Regions from separate parts of the Homo sapiens genome. Here region 1 is linked to region 2. Evidence: chromatin loops called from intact Hi-C (ENCODE). Cell type or tissue: ascending aorta. All regions are shown on one strand. Each heading gives the region's core, and the rest is flanking DNA. Links, peaks and the distances in the headings are about the cores only.

Region 1 (5,380 bases), core at 148-5,147, 260 kb before region 2:
GAGTGAGACCTACCAGAGGGAATAGAAATGTGTCATGCCCAATTATTGAGGGAGCCCACATCGGCTACAAACACAGGCCTTTCTTTATAATAAGAGCAGGGGAAAATTCCCAGTAGACTGGAGAAAAATGAAGAATCAGGAAAGAGGTCAAGCCAGGTGATCAGCAAATGGCTTCCTGTGAAATAGATTTGGGGCATCAAACAGCAGAGAACTGTAAACAAAATGTTGAACTTGAACTCTAAATGATCTCTAAATCTCATTCCAACTCTAATATCTCGAGGATCGGTGCAAAAGAAATCTTTATCACAAATCTTGATACTTATAGAAACACAGATTTAAGTGGAAAAGAATGAAGGTGGTAAGTGAGGACTTCATGGTGATTCTGAGGGGGGCTTTGAGTACTTGCAAACACTTTGGATTCAAGGGTTTTGCTATCATTGATTTTACCTGCATTGTGAAGGCTCTCCTAGCAGGTTGCAGAGCTGTCCAAAGAGGAGCACAACTCACTCTCTGTGGCCTACAAAAACATTGTTGAAGGCTACAGGTCCACCTGGAGGGTCTCTTGAGCATTGAGCAGAAAAACCAACACCTCTGACAAGAAGTTGCAGCTGATCAAGAACTATTGGGAGTGAGCTTCACATCACTGAGAAAAAACAAAAAACAAACCAAAAAACAACAGAAAACTATCAGGAGAAAGTCAAGTCTGAACTGAGATCCGTATGCATTACTGTCCTGCAATTTTTGGATAACTATTTACTATCCAATGCAACTAATCTAGCGAGTACGATCTTTTATCAAAAATAAAGGGAGATTACTTCCAGTACCTTTGTTGCACGTGGTGATGGTTGAAACAAATGATAGATAATTCCCAAAGAGCTTCCTAAGAGGCATTTGATATAGTAAAGAGATGTAATCCATATACATGTCTTAACATTTCTGTACTTTACTATGAGATCCTTAATAACCCAGAGCTTGCCTGCGAACTGACTAAAACCACTTTTGATAGGCCATAGAAGAACTTGATACACTGAGTGAAGATTCAAAGACAGCACCCTTATCATGCAGTTGCTTATAGAGACAACCTAACATTATGGCCATTAGACAGTGCAAGAGAAAAATGTGATGTGGCAGCCAAGAGACAGAAAAGTAAATGCATACAAGGCGTAATCTTTCTTCCCTTCAAGAAACTTTTGTACACATCTCCATTGCCTTTTCCACTTGGATTTCCTGTAGCAAAGAAACCCATTCATGATGGCCGGGCGCGGTGGCTCATGCCTATAATCCCAGCACTTTGGGAGGCTGAGGCAGGCCGATTACGAGGTCAGGAGTTTGAGACCAGCCTGGCCAACATGGTGAAACCCCGTCTCTTCTAAAACTACAAAAATTAGCTGGGTGCGGTGGCAGGCACCTGTAATCCCAGCTGCTCGGTAGGCTGAGGCAGGAGAATCGCTTGAACCCAGGCAGCAGAGGTTACAGTGAGCTGAGATAGCGCCACTGCACTCCAGCCTGGGCGACAGAGTGAGACTCCATCTCAAAAAAAAAAAAAAAGAAATTCATTCATGCGTATGGGATCAACCCATTTACAGTCTTTTCACAATGCAGCTTTGGGAAAACTCCATTTCTTTCGTTTGTCCTGGCCCTCCTGGTGTACAGTTACTGCTATAGAAAAGTATTACTGGCTTCATTTCATATAAAATATTAGTAACTTCCACTTATATAGTGGACTAAAAATGTACTTGATATTTAAGTAATCTGAACTAATGCTGCAAGCAATTATGTTTTGTACCACCCTAAAGATCTGAAAATACAGTTAATTACAATTCGAGAGTATTCCCTATGTAACTTCTTGATTTCTTTATTCCCTCCCTTACTCTTCTTCAAGGGTTTCCTTTCGGTATGGAACTTTTCTGGCCTGGGGGGGAAATTGAAATGTCTCCTATATAATAGTTTATGGAGGTCACGTATATCCATAACAACAAGGTTTTCATTTGCTACTGTTTAAGTTGACAACTTCCCTTCCCAATAAAAATTCATGTACACCTCTTGTCTTTTACTTCCAGTATTCACCTTAACTGTTTAATAGAAGTATCATGTTGCTGCGAAGATACATGCATTGCTTTAGGTAAATTAAAGTGCATATCATTACTTAATACCCTAGAAAGCAGAAATACATTACACAAGTCCAATTCTAAAACTTTAGTACTTTTCTATGCAGATTTGTGCACATGTGAGAGGGTATCCGTTTCATTTAGTGACTGCTACTCAGAGTTGGACCAGCGTTTTTTGTTGCTAATGCACTGTGGTCCCAAAAAAGCCTTGCAAAAATGTTGTGCCCTGTGTAATAGCAGAGAAGCATAAAATAAACTTATACTTTATAAGCCGTTTACTATTGCTTTGTAACAATTGCCTACTCATATTTTAAGGAATAGGTGAGTTCACTACTTTCTGAAGTTTATCATAGTTCCCTTGTATCTTATGCAAAGTGTAGTAATGATACCCATAGTTCTGCATTGTGATACCCTTTTCTAGAGAAACCCAGAGATGTAAAAAATTGTACTACATTTCTCAGAGTGTTTTAACATAGATCAGCATCACAGGCTATCTATTCTTCAGATATAAATTATACATGTTAAGTGTTATATGGTATAAAGTGGACATTTTAAAGCTAGAAATAAAATGGAGTGTATGACAGAATCCTACTCGAAGAAATGATTATAGGGAAGGTACTAGGTCAGACAGTTCCCCATTCTGGTCAGCAGGTGGCACTAGAGTAGCTTGGATGCCAAATGGAACAAAGGGTAAAAATAGATCTGGATCAAAACAAACTTTGGGTGAAAGTGCAGGAGAGGCAGGTGACTGGTTGTTTACATTTCAATATGTCTTATCTCTCTTTCTAAATTGTTCATTGTTTGAAGTGAGGCACACTTCTAGGTACAACTAAAAGTTGTACTGAACCTTTCTGTGCCTTGGACTCTTACCTGAAAATGGATACAATAATAATGCCTACCTCATAGCATTATTGTGAGAACAATGAATTAATGCATGTCAGTGCAACAGTGCAGATTGCAGAGTAAGTGTTCAATAAATGTCAATTATTATGACTCTGCATAATGACCATGAGGCACACATAGTAGAAATTCAAAAGATATTAGTGGACGCGGAATTGCATGGGATGCTCATAAGCCTGATGTTTATAACTCAGAGACCACCTAGTATTAAAATATCTGTAAGACAGATTGGTATGGGAATAATTGGGAATAATTACTTACATTGATAATGTGACTGTTTTAAATGTAACCTCAAGAGTTCACTGAAATGCTATCTTTCTGAGTATCATTTAGTTCACTGAGTCTTTTCAGAGATGTATTGTGAGGGAAATCTAAAACAGTAATAAATATTGCAAAGCTAGGCAAACCTATTCTGGTGTGTTCCTTCAGCAAGAAGTGTCAGTCTCAAACGTGTTCAGCTCAGCCCAGACACAGGAAACAAAGAAAGACCTTCCGCTTTATGAATTCAGTTCCATCATTACCTAGAAAGCCACTCAAGATATACAAAATGTTTGAAGAAAGAGGCTCGTACTGGTCATGCTGTTCTAAGTTTAATATTCAGTGGACCGGGGGGAACTCTCGAGTACTTGCTCAGCCATCAAGCTGCACTTTCCCTTCCAAACTTCTGACTCTGCAAGTTCAGATCTTAGAGTAGGGCTTCTATCCAGCTTCCAGGTTTTCATGCCACTTTTTCCTGAGAGTATAGCTCTGCACTCACCCCCAGATAGGCCCTTGACAGCCTGCCTATCCATTTCTCACCCTCTTATCCTGTTACCTGAACTATGCTACTGTCCGCCATATACTGAATGAGATCCTGCTTCAAACCCCATGGATCCTTCTGGAAAGATTATTACTGCTTCTCTGACTATAAGTACTACTGCTACAGCTTAGATTCACCTGGTATTCCCCATGCCACTTTATTTATTTTTTTATTTATTTTCATTTTTTTTTTTGAGACAGGGTCTTGCTCTGTTGCCTAGGCTGGAGGCCAGTGGCATGATCATAGCTCACTGTAACTTTTGATTCCTGGGCTCAAGCAGTCCTCCCACCTCAGCCTCCCAAGTAGCTAGGACTACAGGCAGGCACCACCATGTCTGGCTAATTTTTAATCTTTTTGTAGAAATGGGGTCTTGCTATGTTGTCCAGGCTGTCTCAAACTCTTAGCCTCAAGTGATTATCCTGCCTCAGCCTCCCAAAGTGCTGGAATTAAAGATGTGAGCCACCCTGTACACCCAGCCTCCACTCCACTTTAGACCCTCCTGTTGGGACCACTGACCATCCCTAGCAGAGGCAGGCCCAGTTGCTGTCTTTTATAATCCTTCCCTTCCCTTGCCTGTGCCCATACTTACCTTCCTTTTTTTTTGTTTTTGTTTTTGTTTTTGTTTTTGTTTGTTTCCCTACTGGCTCAGAAAACCTCATTCATAGCTGATAGGAAGGTAAGATTGGAAGGGAATAAGAAAAAGGCAAATATTACAAGGATGAGGAGTGATAAGAATACTTTGAGCTCCAGAGATGTAAATACTGTGCATAGGAAATAGAAAATAAACAAAATGATTCTGAAATTTTCACATAAGGGAGGAAATATAATTTCATATACAGGCAATATGAAAATAAAGTTGGATTTAACTCTGACTCCTGCCTCTTCCACCTACAGGTGATATGACCTTGTGCAAGGTTAAGCCCTCTGAGTGTATTTCCTCACTTATACATGAGGTTATAAAATGGTTCATTTTGCAGGGTTACTGTGAAGACTAAATACGATGACACATATGAAAATGCTCCATTTATGCCTGGCAACTGTTCTGCCCGTGTCTTAGGTTAGAGGTTGAAAGGTGAAACTATTGGCTGAATTTGGTTCAAAGATATGTTTTATTTTGCCTTGAGTTAGGGTCCCCAAGACCAGCCCCAAGTTTGATGATTCACTAGGAGGACTTATAGGACTCACATATAGTAATACTCATGATTATGATTGGCAAAAGGATACAAAGCAAAATCAGCAAGGAAAAAGGCACATGGGTCAAAATCCAGGATATACCAGCCACAGACTTTCAAGGGTCATCTCCCATGGAGTTCACACAGGATGTGCTCAATTGCCCCAGTAATGAGTTGTGATAAAACATGTGAAATGATGCCAACCAGGAAATTCATTACAGACTCAGAGCTCAGGGATTTTATTGGGGCCTAGTCATATAGGCAGCCTCTGCTAGGCACATACTCAAATTTCAGAGTCCTAGAAGGAAAGCCAGTAGTCAGCATAAACATGTTGTCTACACAAAAAGTTTAGGCACAGCGAGTCACTCTTACCAGTTCTGGGAATGGTGGGAACCCTCCTG
Region 2 (5,380 bases), core at 154-5,153:
CCTGCCTGGCTTCGTTCCTCCCCCTTTCAGCCATGCCTCCTCTCCCATAGGGGGCTCCCTTTTGGGGTTCATTTGATTCACCTCACTTTTGACAAAGAAGAAAACCTAGAGACCCAGATCACTATAGCAATTTAGTGTCAGAGTTGCCTCTGGACTCAGGCTTCTAAAACTCCTCATTTATTGCTGTCCTCTACTCTACACCAACATTCTTGCTGTTTTAGGATAAAATTCAATCTCCCCCAAATCCAAGTGATTTTGCAATTTCATCAGGACAGGCCTCCAGCAAGTACTGCTTTCAGCACAGTACTTAGCCTATACCAGTATCAATCAATATTTGTTAAATACATTCGGAGAAATGCATTAAAAATTTATGATACGAACTTTAGATCAAATCTGCAAACAAATACCTATTGTGTGAGTCAAATTATATTTTTGTTCCCTATAATCACAACCTTATTCGCTCCTTCTTTCAGTCAATTGTCCAAGGTACCCAAGCAAGCACTGTGAGTTTCAAAGACTCATGTGATGCAGGTCTGGTCTCAAAGGTAACACAGAACCAAAAGAGCAAAGAAAACTACAATGCAGAGGAGAAAGGACCCAGAGAAATACTGACAAAGTATCAGTGACAATGGACGAGAGCGATGACCCCAGGAGTACTGGGGGAGACCACTTAGTACTTCACAACATTCTTTGTAGCTTGGCATGCAGTTCTGAAACTATGTTAGATTCTCCCTTTCAAAATCTATCACCCAATTCTTTCTTGAAAAACGTGAGTCAAAGTACAGCCAACTTTGTGGCTGTCCTATTTGAATTCTTGGCATTTTATGAGGAGAGTTTTAAAACAGGTTAATTGGAAAAGTCAAGAACTAAATACGACGATTTTCGCTGCCCGGGTTAAAAAATTACTAACTGCCCCCGCCCCACCCCCCCACCCCCCAAAAAAAATTCTGTACCGAAAAGCATTTATAAAGGGAAAATGTGCTTGGTTTGCAGACTGCAAATAAAACAGGTTAAACATTTTGGGTAGCCATTTAAGTAAAAATCGTTTAACAAATGTCCTGGCTTAGAAGGGGGAAAGGGATCCGCCGGTTTAGAAAGCCCGCCCCCGCCCCCAGGGGGTGCCTACGTGGAGCTCCTGAATCTGGCTCTGGAGAACCCAGAATGTGATTCGCAGGACCTGTCGCATAATTTCACAACCAAGCATTCTTGCATTCTTCTTTGTACCTGAATCGTAGAAAGTTCTGGAAAAAGCTAGGAGTAAGTGATTGACATTCCCTGCTGTTCCTTCAACATAGAGGGGTTCGGTGCTGGGTGGGCAGACACCACCAAACAATGGGGATGCCAGGAGCCCGGTACGGCGGCAGGAGCAGTACCCTGGGCTCGGGGGGATGTAGAAGCCCCATTCCACCCCTAGGGGACAGAACCCAGTAAGGTCGCCCTCGGTGCTCACCACACTCCGGGCAGAGGGGGCCCTGAGACTCCGACCCCCACCCCAGAGAGAGCCTGCCGCTGGACGAGGGGACCGACGGCTGCTAAGAGGCGGATTAGCAGAAACGCGAAACTCACAACCCGCCTCTCTCCCAGAGAAACCAGTATGGAGAAATTAAAGGTCATATAAGATTATTTACCTGCCCCGCGGGCCTGGGATCCCAGGGCATGGCCTGGACGGCCTCGGGGACAAGGGCAGGTGTGTTTGGGGGATAAGAGAGAGAAAATCTGGGGCGCAGGGATGAGAAGGCTGGCAGGGGCACAAATGCGGACCGGGATGGGGATGTCGGAGGAGACCGGGGCGCGCCGGCCGGGCGACAGCACGACCCCGGGAGGCGGTGGAAACCCCCTGCAACTCCCGCCCCGGGGTTGGCGGCGCCGCGGAACCGCCCCACCGCCCCTACTCACTTGAGTCGGAGGCGGGAGCACGTACCGCAGGCGGAGCTAGCGAGGCTGGGCTGGAGGGAGGGTCCAGGGAGTCCGAGATCCCAGGCGAAGCGCGCGCCGGTGCCTTTTAAAGAGCGCTCGGTGGGCGCGGCCTGTGTCCGCCCCGCCCTCCTCCCAGCCCCGCCCGCCGGATTCCCGGAGCCGCTTGCCGGGCTGGGGCGTGTAGCGGGCGGGCTGCCCTCTGCCCGCTCCGGGCTAGCCACCAGGAGACAAAAGGCAGGAGGCCCGCCTCTTCCTGCAGCTTCCCGCCCGCCCGGCATCTTCCCACGTCCCGGGACCGCTCCCTCCCAAAGGGACCCGGCAGTTCCAAAAGCCACTGGGACTTGGAGAGGGACTTCCTTCCCCTCCAGGGAGGCCCGGCGGCGGGACGGTCCCGCTGGAAAGTGGCCCCCGCCGCCCTGCGTCGGACCTGTCCACCGCGAGCGCCGATCCCCCTCTTCGCGGAGACAGTCATGGGCCGGGAGGCTCCAGCAGTAGAAAGTCAGCCAAACGGGGCTTTCCGCCACCTCCCCCTTGCCTTGTCCTTGTCAGTAAACTCAACGTGATTAACTTCCCTAGTTAACGCATATTCTCTCGTCCGATTTCCAGCTTCTGGGAATCCACAACTTCTTATTCTTAAAGAGCAAAATTCATCTAGACTAAATAAATGACGTTACGAAAACGCCCCATTCCCAAAGTGTTTCGCTCTTCCCCTCCACCAGGGCACAGCACGCGATGCTGAGGGGGAAGAAACCTAAACCCAGGCAGAAACCCCGGGCGCCACAGGCCCTGTATTTATATGTGTTGATGTCAGAAAAGCACAAGGATACCGTGACATCCGAAGGGACCTAATGCCTAAGCTACAGGATGATTTATTGTTTTAGATGAAAAGGAAAATAAACAATGCAATCTCTATCTGGTTCATATTCTAGGCCTCCTCATGACCTCTCCTGCCAGAAGCAATGATCCCGGAGAACTGATACTTGCGGAGTGGGGAGTTCAAAAAAGTCAGTGACCAAAACCCCCTCATGCCATAAATGCTATTGCCTCCTCTGGTCCAGAGTTTCTCATCCTCCACACCATTGACATCTTGGGCTGGATAATTCTTTATTGTAGGGGGCTGTCCTGTGCATTGTAGGAGGCCTCCACCCACTAGATGCCAGTTGCAACCTGCCCCCGACGTTGTGACAATCAAAAAGTCTCTGGACATTGCCAAATGCCCTCTTGGGGAGAGGGCAGGGAGCACATATCCGCATGACAACGTACAGAACCGACTTATAATATTATTATTGTTTTATTTTATATGCTGGGGCCAATCCAGGATAAACTCATTATAGCTGCCTTGTTCTCTGTCCACCAAGTACTGTCCAAAAACACATAGTGGTGATTGACATCTCCTGATACTGTGGCAGGAGTCTGGAAAGCATTCTTGCCTGCTGTGAGCTTTTCTAAATATGGGCAATCCTTATTTCAGTGATATCAGCTAGTGTAAGTGACTTGACTCACGGGCCAACAGGAAAATTCAGTCCCTCAGATTCTACATTCGCTTTAGCTCAGCTGCTTACAATGTTTATTTTTTCTTGTATAAGTTTGCCTAGTGCTTCTACTGAATGAAACTGTATCAGTGAGTCTCACTGCAGCAAACCACTGCCCTTTCTCTCCTACCCTGAGTTCTTCTCAATGCCTCTTTGTGGAAGGGGCCTCCCAAACCTGAGCTGTTTGCTTTCCGTCAAGCTCATGTTGTCCCTAAATTCCATAGCCATGTCTTATCATTTGAAATTGGGCTTGTTGGCCGGGCGTGGTGGCACATGTCTGTAATCCCAGCTACTTGGAGGCTGAGGCAGGAGAATCACTTGAACCTGAGAGGTGGAGGTTGCAGTGAGTGGAGATCACGTCAATGCACTCCAGCCTGAGTGACAGAGGGAGACTCCGTCTCAAAAAAACAAAACAAAACAAAAAAGAAATTGGGCTTGTTTCTGACCTAAAAGTGTTTCTGCTGTCTGTCCCTGTATGTGTTTGTCTCCGTGTACTTCACACTGAGTCTGCAGATGATATACAACGTGTGATTTTGAACAAATCTGTATTTGTATTTATCAACATTTAAAAAATATTTATTTTCTTTAAACATCTATTTAAACTGTTGACTCTTTTAGTTATGAACATGAAGAAATTATTTAAGAGTTTTTAGACAGAGTGGTGCAAAAGAAAGAGTATGGGCTTTGGAATCAAACACACATGATTTCAACATACAGCTCTGCCACCTATCAGTTTTGTAAGCTTGGGCTAAGTACTTGACCTCTATGCATCTGTTTCTTTATCTGTAAAAAGATAATTCTACACATCTTGTAGTGTTGTTATGAGGATTAAATTGGGTGATGTATGTAAAATGCCAAACATAGCACCTGGCACATGGTAAATACTGAATAATTGATGGTTGTTATGTTAAGCAAAGATATCTTGATGTCCTTTTTGCCTCTCAAGAAAGAAATAAAATTGTGCTTTGCTAAGTACTCATGTTGCCTTCTTGAGGGCTTGCTATTAAGAAGGTATGGAGTGTTTTCCAAAACAATTAAGAGTCTTCAGTAGGAAGCATCTGCGCGCCTGCAGAAGGATAGTGGGAAAAATGTGTCCTCAAGGAGAAGGATAAACCCTTAAGTCCACATGGTCCTAGTCTGTTTGACCCCTTCAACCTTGTAATAGGCAGAATCAAAGGTTAAATGTGTCCAGCAGGCTATTTCTTTTTCCCACTCAAAATGTGTATTATACTTGTAACAACTCTATTCTCTGGAATTCATCAACCAATTTCAAATCAAAGCCCTCTCTCAAGGTCACTGTCCTAAGGCAAGTTGAACCAAGGTTGTTGCCTTTTGTCATGACCTTGTGCTTCAAACGTAGATTTTAAAAATATTTTTATTATTTTTATTTCATGCCCCTTTTTCTTAACAAAACTCTGAATCAGATGAATGTGAATTTAAACACAAAGCCTCTTTATTTTAGGGCAAGGCTTTCTTCCCAGAAGGCAAGAAAGCTATAGTGAAGAGGAATGTCTTATTATAATGATTTTAGTATGAAAAAAAGGGAAACAATTTGCACTTTGCTAACCTACACATTTAATAACACAAAAAGAAGCAGTTTTTCTACCTTATTTCTTAGCTAAGATTTAGCAGCAGTTGTGGGAATTAAAAATTACTCATACTTAACCCTAATACTCTGTGATTTATTATCTGACAGAGAAAAGAATAATGTAAGTGATATATGCTTAAATGTTGGAAGGTAGATTAGAGTATCTTATTCTTGATATTTGTCATAGTTGCTTTTTTTAACCTGCTATAAACTCCTACTTTCTTATACTTGCTTCATTTCCTAACTCTCTTTCTCCAGTAGGCATTATTTTCATTCAGTGCTATTATCTTCTATTATGATGTTATTTATTTCTTCTTTTCAACCAGAGCTTTCTATCTTTTTG

What was found. Peaks named below come from ENCODE experiments on the same cell type or tissue, not always from the same donor. Only the 100,000 strongest peaks of a DNase experiment are listed, where the experiment ranks them.
Region 1: it touches region 2 in a loop (17-fold over the local background); 4 of 110 quality-filtered maps call a loop at or near these places.

The regions. Positions count from the first base shown.
Region 1 is chr12:76,618,916-76,624,295 of GRCh38, forward strand. It overlaps the pseudogene YWHAQP7. Among named protein-coding and RNA genes, the nearest start is that of OSBPL8, 62 kb to the left of the region's middle. RefSeq lists a silencer at 5,074-5,368. In ascending aorta, for the core only: a CTCF peak has its summit at 2,759 (motif pointing right); DNase peaks (open chromatin) are centred at 1,269 and 2,786.
Region 2 is chr12:76,877,042-76,882,421 of GRCh38, forward strand. CSRP2 (cysteine and glycine rich protein 2) reads right to left here and starts at 1,978. Exons shown (of 6, transcript NM_001321.3): 1 at 1,897-1,978. It overlaps LOC124902971 (a long non-coding RNA gene), which reads left to right and starts at 1,318. Exons shown (of 2, transcript XR_007063380.1): 1 at 1,318-1,609; 2 at 2,847-4,424. RefSeq lists silencers at 1,738-2,167, 2,198-2,247. In ascending aorta, for the core only: CTCF peaks have their summits at 1,403 and 2,627; DNase peaks (open chromatin) are centred at 1,117, 2,050 and 2,670; H3K4me3 peaks cover 3,297 bases; H3K27ac peaks cover 3,822 bases.